Regions from separate parts of the Homo sapiens genome. Here regions 2 and 3 are each linked to region 1. Evidence: chromatin contacts called from ENCODE Hi-C or POLR2A ChIA-PET data. All regions are on one chromosome and are shown on one strand. The core of a region is the stretch at or near the end of the contact, and the rest is flanking DNA. Distances in the headings are between cores, read along the strand shown.

Region 1 (3,015 bases), core at 159-2,658:
AAGTAATTGAAGATCTCCACTTCGGTAACTGGGGTCATTAAGGAATGTTAAAAAACCTTAAGCTGGTCAGTGCTTACCCACTTTTAAATTCCTCATAAAAATTAAGGTCTTTCTTTTGCCTGAAGGATACACTAGAGAGCATAACTGCCGTCTCCATACTTTAAACCCTTGACTAAAACAGGCCAATCCTACTGAGGTAAATCCCACCTCCCAACTTGGATATTTCAGGAAGTATTGTATTGTTTTTCTGACTCTAAACTCTACCTAATTAACTAATTAGTCTCAACACTTTCTGGCTCAAGAACTGAAACACAGCAACAGAAGCTAAAGTTTGAGAATTTAAGCTTGTTCCCACATCTACACCTTGGCGGACGGCAGCGACTGATTACGGAGACCAGTGAAAACCCTGCCCCTAACTCTCTCTGTCCTAGCCCCATCCACTCAATTGAGCTTGACTCAGCCTGCTCCCTGCTGTTCTCAGTATTGCTCCCTTAGGGTCAGACGTGCACTAGACTTCAGCACGTGGGAGCGCTGATGAGCGGCCAACCTGGGTCTATTTAAAACTACTATTCCCATCTCGAGGGGCGCCTCCTCCCACAGCATAACCAGCCCAGGAGGGCAGGCGAGTAAATACTGCTCACCTGCTCCACCGGAAACCTCAAAATCCCGGCCCGAGCTAGACTAAAGGTATCTGGTAATTAATCCTTGGCACCTCCCACCACACGCTCCTGATTGGGCGCGTGAGACAAGGCTGTGTCTGCGCGCGCTCTTACCAGTCTGGGGAATTCCATTTCCTCTACCAACCACCGGCATAAGCATTCAGGGGCGTTGCTTTCCTGGCAGTGGCCCGCCCCAGTTCGAGCCGGTGCCTTACTGCGTCTCGCGAGAACTTATGCATTTTGGAGGCGGAACCCCGTCAGGAAAAGCGCACAAAACTGCTCTTAAGTCATTGCAGAGCTACCGCTTCGGTTAGCCAGCCACGAAGTTCTCGCGAGAGTCGTCTCCTCGATACCAAGTGAGGAAACTGGGGGACGCTGTGGGGAGGGGCGTGGGGCTGGATCGCGCAGCGGCTGCTTCCTTTACCTTCCTCCCATGGTCTCCTTCCGGTTCTCGATGCTTCTCTGAGCCTAAGGGTTTCCGCCACTCGTTCACCCTCCCCCCAGCTCATGATCCTCCTCCCTCCCCCGCCCTCCTGGTCCAATCTCCGATCTGTTTAGTAAGAAGGTGCTGTTCCGAGAAGAAGGAAAAGGGCTTGACACGTATTCACTCGGCCCCGGACGTGGGAAGCAAGCCGTCTGGCTTCGGCCTCACATCGGTCTTGTGCTCGGGACGGCGGCGTTGGCGGACTGATCCGCGGCGGTGAAGAGGCAGGAGGAGGGGGAGGGGCGGAGCGTGGCAGCTGGCAGTAGTTCCGTCAGAGCGGACATCTTGTGGCTGTGTCGTGCGCGTGAGCCCCGTAGGGCCGGGGAGGCACCAGCTGCCGCGCGGGGAGGAGGCCGAGGCCGCAGCTTGAGGGAGGCCCCGGCCCCTCTGTACGCGTGGGTGTGGACGGCTAGGGCAGGGAAGGGAGGCCGGCCCAGTGGCCGGCCGGGTAAGAGGGGCAGTGCGGGACCTGGGCGGCTTGAGCGGCCAGCCTATTGGGTGCGGTGGGTTAGGGTGGGAAGGTTGGGGAAGCCGCGGCCTCTCCTGCTGGAGGAGGAGGGGGAATGGGCGCGTCCTCGCGCCTAAGCCGGAGCCTCAGGGACAGCGCGGGCGCGTGGTGGAGGTGGCTGGGCGGGCGCGCGCGGGAGCGCGCTGGAAGGCGGAGTGAGTGTACGGTGGCGTCAGGGGTGACACAGAATAGCTCGCTGCGAGGATAGCAATACACATCAAGTCTCCCTTCCTTTATTTCCTTCCTTTTCCCGGCCGCACCTTTGGACAGAAACCGAAAGCAGCCCGGCGTCCGTCCGGAGTCTTATGCTTCCCCCTCCCCCCTTGCCTTTCTTTGCCCTAGTGACGCCGGTATAGCGCCGACTAGGCCCCGGCTCCTCCTCTGCTGGGCTCCGGACCCTGCCCCGCACCCACCCCTTTCTCCTACGCCTCTTCCTCTCCCACCCGGGTCTCTTCCTTTCTAGAGGCCGGGAAGTTAAACTTGTAGCCACCACCTCCGCTCTTCCCGTCACCCTCGCCCCCACTTCGGGCCGAAAGCACGGTACAGAGGCTGTTGGTGGCTTTGCCACGCCACCCCACCCACCCCGGATCGCGGCTGTCTTAAGGGACCTGGATTCATCAGGGGCTCTTCGGGGCCTGTGCGAGTGCTGATCTGCTCCGTTTTTGCAAAAGGCGCCTGTGTCTGGCAGAGCTGGTGTGAGACGAGACAATCCTGCCCCGCCGCCGGGATAATCAAGAGTTTTGGCCGGACCTTTGAGCATACACCGAGAGAGTGAGGAGCCAGACGACAAGCACACACTATGGCGCTGAAACGGATTAATAAGGTAACCCGCGGGGACAAGGGCATGGGGTGGTAGGAGAAAAGGAAGGCTCGGGCCAAGAGGAAAGCGTGGGGGTGGGAAGGAAGCATAATTCTGAAAATACCTCTTGGATCACTTCTTCCATGGGGGGATGGAGAACGCAGATATACTTCTTGAAGAAATGAAGTTTAAAGCTAGGAAACGGAGAACACTTGTGGCAAGTGAGGTGTTATCCTGAGTGCTTCAGTGGAATCGGTGCAAATTAGGGGTGGAGGAGAGTGACTTAAGGCGCCTTTATTATTTTATTTTTTTGCTGCTTAAGAAGGAGTTTTTTTGGGGGTCCGAATTGCGGAGAGACGCTCCAGCAGATGTCATGGCGCTTCCTATTCTTGGTGCTTGAAAACTTAGTTTAGTTGTGAGATCAAGGTTATCTAGGCCTTCTAGGGGTAAGAAAGAAAACTCGGAGGAGAGAAAAAAAATCTGGCGAGTCCCGAACTTGACTGAGGGTCGGGTAGAAGAAGTCTTGCGTATTGAAGGTCAGTCAGTGAGTCTAGTAGAAACTCTT
Region 2 (3,015 bases), core at 314-2,813, 480 kb after region 1:
CTACTAAAGGCGGTCACCCAGGATCTGTTGATTTGAATCACTTTTGATCATGGAGAAATCACTATCTTCCAAGGCAGCCATGCCTTATAATTCCACAGAAACCTTCCTCTGGGTGACTTTGCCCCATGACTGCTGCCTTCTGTCCTCTGAAGTTAGATATAATATAGTTAAACCTTCTTCCATATGACAATCCTTCAGCTTCGTCTGCCTAGATCCTTAGCCTCTGGGAATGTTCTCTACCTGTCTCTTTCTTCTGCAGTTATGTCTTTAGGTTCCTCTTCTAAGATTAAGATTTTTTCCCTTTCCCCATCTTTTCCCCTTTGTCTAGACTTAATGTCTCTTTAAAATGTGCTATTTTAGGAGGCTGTGCATTCTCCTGATGAAAGGCAAGAACGGCATCTTGTATTCTTTTTATTGTCCTTAGTCACGTGAATGCAAAATGTCTGAGACAGGTCTCAGTCAATTTAGAAAGTTTATTTTGGCAAGGTTAAGGATGTGCCCCTGACACAGCCTCAGGAAGTCCTGAGACATGTGCCCAAGGTGGTCGGGGGTACAGTTTGCTTTTATATATTTTAGAGAGACATGAGACATCAATCAATATGTGTAAGATGTACATTGGTTCAGTCCAGTAAGGTGAGACAATTGGAAGTGGGGGCTTCCAGGTTAGAAGTATAATAGACAAGAGACAAAAGGTTGCATTCTTTTGAGGCCATGATCAGCCTTCCACTCAATAGACAGTTTAGTCTGGCCCAGTGAATCTGCATTTTTTGCATAAACGATGGAGAAGAGAAAGCAATCAGATATGCATTTGTCTCAGGTGAGCCTCAGAGGGATGAATTTGAATAGAATGGCAGGCAGGTTTGCCCTAAGCTGGTCCCTTCTTGATGTTTCCCTTTAGCTTGGTGATTTTGAAGTCTCAAGATTTATTTTCCTTTCACAGCCATCTAACAGTGAAGCATGGTTTCACTTTACACTTGAACCACTATATCCACCAGATACAAACTTTGCCTCAAACACCACACTCACTTTACACAAACCTGTTGACATCACACCTAAGTCAGCTTTTCTTGAGCTCCCATATGAACAAATAAACATTCCTCTGATCTGCGGATATCCCGCCAGGAAGGGCCGGCTTGGGCAGTGCTGGCTCAGCTAGCCCGCCACCGCTACCATTGGATTTCCTCTTTCTCCTCTGATTTTAAGAAGTGAGAAAAAAAAGCAATTCCTGTTAATTATGTAGACAATGCAAGGGTCTCCAGGCTCCATTTCAGCAAGTTGGTTTCATCAAGATCACGAAAAGATGCATGCGTCCCCGAGACCAGAGAGGAGTTAGGGACCCCGACACGGAGGTGGCATCAGGTAACCCTCAGGAGTGAGGGTGGGGAAGAGGGCATGGCTGATGCTGGGAATGAGCAGCGCCCGCGGAGGGAAGGCCGGCGGTCCTGCGCCCCGGCGTGGACGCGCGCGGGAGTTCAGGCTGGGGAAATGGGTCACCACGTGCTACGGAGGCGGGGACAGGGCCCTCCTCCCCTTATTTGTAAAGAGCGCCGGAGCGGATCGCGGAGTTTCACCGCGGACCTGTCAGAGATACAGAGGTTGTGGGGGCGGGAGACAGAAAGAGAGAGAGATCCAGAGACCGAGTCTTACGTTGACACGCAGAGAGAAAGACGCAGAGACAGACAAACAAACAGATAGGAGAGGTGAGAGGCCAGCGAGTGCTTCCGATTAACTTGCCAAGCTCAGAGAAGATCCGGGGAGAGGGAGGGTCCCCTTTAAACGCGCAATCCCCAGGACTCCGGAAGAGCCCTTTTCTGCAGCTCCTTGGGGACTGCACGTCTCACTTCTAAGTTTGCGGCGGAGAGAATAAAGCAGAAAGACAGGAAGAGGAGGTGGAGTTCTACAGTTAGTGTGGTTTTAGTTTTTCCTAAGAAGTGGCGTGGTTTGGGGCTTTATATCCGGGAGGAGCATATGTACGCAAATCCTGGGGCGTTTGCAAACCCGGATCCGGGGCGTCTGGCCCCATGCCCGGCCGGGCGTTTGAGGGCTACTGCCACGCAGCGTTTCTGGAGCCTGCCGGCTGGTGCCCTGGTGGCCTTTATCTCTGTCCCCCTTTGTCCTCTTTATCTCAGGCTCTCCAGGAGGCCGGGGGGCCCACTCCGCCTATCGCTCCCCTCGGCTACGCTGCCACTTCAATGCCCCGCAGGTCGCGAGCTGCTGTTCTTTCGAAGGCGTCGGAGAACCAGGGGCGTCCCGCGCCACCTCTGACTCGGAGCAGCGCCGAGCACTGACGCTCCCGCCCTTGGGCAAGGACGCCAGTGCGCCCGCGCGCGTCCCTCTGCGCGGCAGCCCGTCGCGGGCCCTCAAGGGGAAGCCCAGGCCAGGATGGCCCCGGGTCGCGCGGTGGCCGGGCTCCTGTTGCTGGCGGCCGCCGGCCTCGGAGGAGTGGCGGAGGGGCCAGGGCTAGCCTTCAGCGAGGATGTGCTGAGCGTGTTCGGCGCGAATCTGAGCCTGTCGGCGGCGCAGCTCCAGCACTTGCTGGAGCAGATGGGAGCCGCCTCCCGCGTGGGCGTCCCGGAGCCTGGCCAGCTGCACTTCAACCAGGTAAGGCCGCCAGGTCCGGGCAGCCCTCCGTACTGTGGGTGTCCCTAGACTTCACTTTGTATATGAGCCGTTTTTATTTGGGAAAAGTGCAGGAGAAAGAATCTTGTTATATTTCTCAAGTAGAAGGCGGTATCTGGTGACACTTGCTTTTCACTAGACGAGGCTGAAGGATTAAAAGGTTAACGTTGTTAAGGGATTTGGCAGCCGGAAACTGCAGTTTTACGCCTGATGAACTGAGAGGTCCGACTCTGGTGATTTTAACATTTTATAGAAAACTTTATGAAGTAGTTGAGGGTGTGACGCCACTTTAACAGATGCTTTTTAGATAGGAATGAGTTACTTAAATCTTGCCAGAAAGATAACGGCTCGCACACTTCCTACAAGGTTAGCAAGGAAGATTATCACATGCCACCC
Region 3 (3,015 bases), core at 271-2,770, 280 kb after region 1:
CCTATAAGTCTCAATTGTGGTTACATATGGGAGGGAGTTTTGTCTGCTTGTCTAGAGCAGTACCTGACACACAGTGCTCAATCAATATTTGTTCAATGAATTGCCTTCTCTCTTTTGGCTTCAATCACTAATGGTGAGCTTCATGCTTAATCTGCAAATGCATGGAAGAGCAAGAAAGAAAAAGCAGTGAAGCCCATTCAACTCTTTTGGCCATCAATTCAGTTTCATCTTTTTTCCACCTACTGGAAAACTGAAGGGAGGCTTTCTGGGCTATGTGTTGAGCAACATAAAGCATTTCACTTCATTTAAAATTGATTAAAAATGCAAGAATAAAAAAAGAAAAAATCTTAAAAAATATTACATAGATCATTTAAAAAGATAGCTGCTATCAAAAAGCTAAAGTGATACAAGCTATAGCATGATTCTTAACCATGTTAAATCTTTCCCTTTGAAAATATGATAAAAAGTTATACTCATCTCCCAAGAAAAAATGCACATACATACATGTGTAAGTCTGCATATAAATTTAGGAATCTAAAAAGCGTCTGAAACCACCAACAGGGATCCATAGACCCCAGGTTACAAAGCCCTTCTGTTCAATAAGCAGCTTTTCTCATGGTTTACAAAACACACAGTATAATGTACATAGGGGTATGGTTATTTTCCCTAATTAAATACTTGCGCAGTGAACAGCTTAGGGGTTCAATGGAAATCCTAATAAATGATATGAACTAGGTTCTATACGCACACATAGCTGATTATTGGTGATTTTCTCCCCTGTTGTTTTAAGTAATTGAGTCAGGTTAAATTATTTTAAATTAGTACTCCAAATAGATCCAAACCACGTGAATCAGACAAGTCTATACAAAGGAAAGGGAGATTATGCAAGGATATGTGATATCCTCAAATGCCACAGCAGATCGGGTAGTCTCTATTCGACCTCGACAGAAACTTAACATTTAGGATTTTTAAGGAAAGGCACGAAGAGTGGAGCCTTTTTTTTTTTTTTTTAAATCAGTAGTGGAAGGGGACAACAAAAAAGCTGTTGTTGACCTAAACATTTCAACACGTCTTCCACTCAACATAAAACACTCAGGAAAGACAACATATGTGAGAACCAGCTTTCAGAAAATGTTTGATTAAAAATAGTTACACTTCTATCAGCTGGGTTTCAAGTCCCTTGCATTTGATATTTATAACTAAAGAGAAACTAAGAATACTAACTGGTAAGCTATTTGTACTTTACAATCAAAGTCATTCTTGTCAATTTCTGGTTTTGCATAGAGTGGACCACACAGAAGGACGTGTCACATTAGTTAGGATAGGAAGGGGTACTTTCTGGTCACTCTAGAGGAGGATTGGTGAGAGTTTCTGAAGTCCCATGGGGCTGCTTCTCTTGTCACCCACCTCTGTGAAAGGGAACACAGTTTGATTTTTAAAACTTCACGCGTGGCTTTCGGGAAAAATAGGGAAGTGAGCCTTCCCTGGCACTCCTTGCTGAGTCAAAAGCAGGCAGGGACAAGCTTGGCCTAGAGGAAGGTTCCTGTGCTTTTCTGCCAGCCTCTCCTATTAGGAGCTCCGTGATGAAATTAGAATGGAAAAAACTTTAAAGGGAAATTTTATAGGCAGTATAATAGATTATTAAATGTTTAATGATGGGAAATTTTTCTTATGAAAGGACAAGATATAAGAGTTAGTCTGCATACTTACTTCCCCTAGATTTTTCTCTGAATATTATTTTTTGCTATAAGAGTTAGTACAAACTACATTGTGACAAATACATTTTTATCTAGACAGCAAAGAGGAATCAATAGGATCAAAGTGAGTACCAGTTAATCTTCAATGGCGTCCAGTTTGAACCTATGTTTGCCCTGAAAAGGAGCCATCCTATACAATGGCAAATTTGGGTTGAAGTTAGTAAAAATTAACTTTCTTGAAAATGCCAGTATTTATAGATGCATTCTTATGTAGTAAAAATATAAAAACATCTTGGGGAGTGAAAGTTCAGAGTAGCAGCTTACCTAAGAGAAGGAAGGAGGACAAAGTGATGGATAAGTGGGGTTTTAGCTGTAACTATTTTATTTGAGAGAGAGAGAGGACAGAGAGAGAGAGAGAGAGCTATCAAAAGCAAATAAGGTAAGATGCTAATACCTATTAAATTTGTGTTGTAGTACATAGTGTCTGTTATGTCAATTTTTAAACTTTCTATATGCTTGAAAGAATTTATAATTAAAATTTTTTTTAAAAAAAGAGCATGAAGACTTGCACAGCAAGATATCAGAAAGCTAAATGGAAATTTTCTTCTTAGCTATGTGAAAGACACAGGCAGAGCACCAGATGGTTCAGTAGCCTGAGTTCTAGAAATAATCTCAACATGGTAAGAGGGTCTGTAAGCTAGCCTACACCTATGCGAAACAGGGTTTTATGCATGGGACACTATTCCAGTAGAAAATGCAGGATTTGAGTAGACTTCTAGAGTTGGTTTTAAAATGATTTAATGTAAGGCATCAAATCTAGACAATCAGTAAGAGAGTAACCCATACAGGCTATATTTTCACATGTTCTATAAAGTATAGTTTGGTGTCTACAGCCTGCAAACCACAGCCAGGCCCCAAATCTTTCAAGTTGGCCCCTGACTCTTTCCTGCTGTCTCCATATGACCGAGTATGCACTGAACTATCAGCGTTTCCAGGTTCCTCTCCAGGCACCGCAGAGTGGTGGCGCTCTCACAAAGGCATGACAGGAAGACAGGGTGTGAGGTTGGAAGGAGAGAGGCTGTAGCTGAGGAAAAGCACAGCCCATGGCATTTTACTGTAATGCCTGAACAAATGCACTTAATGAATATGTGGCAAATGTAGGCTCAGAAGTATCATTTCTTTCCTGTAAATGTAAATGCTCTCCCTCTGAAGTTCCTGTGGGAATGGCTTCTGGATTCTGGGGGTGAGTGTGGGGCCACCCTCCACGAGGCCTCTGCCTACCTGAAAGCATCATTCCATAGACCCTCCCATTGTTCAC

Evidence for each region. Hi-C counts contacts between places; a loop is a spot of excess contacts on that map. ChIA-PET counts read pairs that join two places held with the same protein, here RNA polymerase II (POLR2A). Pooled maps may share reads with other maps.
Region 2: a loop to region 1 is called in a map of CD8-positive, alpha-beta T cell, with 18 times the contacts of the local background. The contact joins the promoter of SLC39A8 here to the promoter of UBE2D3 in region 1. A Hi-C loop is called at or near these places in 12 of 168 maps with a recorded cell type or tissue (CD4-positive, alpha-beta T cell, CD4-positive, alpha-beta memory T cell, CD8-positive, alpha-beta T cell and 6 more), 34 of 37 single-sample maps with no recorded cell type and 28 of 50 pooled maps. POLR2A ChIA-PET finds 5 or more read pairs at or near these places in 16 of 52 experiments (CD4-positive, alpha-beta T cell, CD4-positive, alpha-beta memory T cell, CD8-positive, alpha-beta T cell and 10 more).
Region 3: a map with no recorded cell type shows a loop between it and region 1 (5-fold over the local background). The contact joins the enhancer-like site here to the promoter of UBE2D3 in region 1. A Hi-C loop is called at or near these places in 1 of 37 single-sample maps with no recorded cell type and 8 of 50 pooled maps. POLR2A ChIA-PET finds 5 or more read pairs at or near these places in 2 of 52 experiments (T-cell and activated CD4-positive, alpha-beta T cell).

Annotation. Positions count from the first base shown.
Region 1 is chr4:102,825,944-102,828,958 of GRCh38, reverse strand. It overlaps UBE2D3 (ubiquitin conjugating enzyme E2 D3), which reads left to right and starts at 1,408. Exons shown (of 8, transcript NM_181891.3): 1 at 1,408-1,532; 2 at 2,323-2,474. The coding sequence starts at 2,451. It overlaps UBE2D3-AS1 (UBE2D3 antisense RNA 1), which reads right to left and starts at 904. Exons shown (of 2, transcript NR_131186.1): 1 at 774-904. RefSeq lists enhancers at 856-1,417, 1,089-1,478, 1,418-1,979, 2,562-3,015 and silencers at 1,529-1,658, 1,679-1,728.
Region 2 is chr4:102,344,030-102,347,044 of GRCh38, reverse strand. SLC39A8 (solute carrier family 39 member 8) reads left to right here and starts at 1,563. Exons shown (of 9, transcript NM_001135146.2): 1 at 1,563-1,700; 2 at 2,130-2,601. The coding sequence starts at 2,383. RefSeq lists enhancers at 1,031-1,080, 2,981-3,015 and a silencer at 2,261-2,510.
Region 3 is chr4:102,541,601-102,544,615 of GRCh38, reverse strand. The region is part of intron 5 of NFKB1 (nuclear factor kappa B subunit 1); the gene reads right to left. Among named protein-coding and RNA genes, the nearest start is that of NFKB1-AS1, 41 kb to the right of the region's middle. Within about 2 kb of position 1,520, at least 2 of the 41 ENCODE cell types and tissues checked have a DNase peak (open chromatin) inside an H3K27ac peak, as active enhancers do.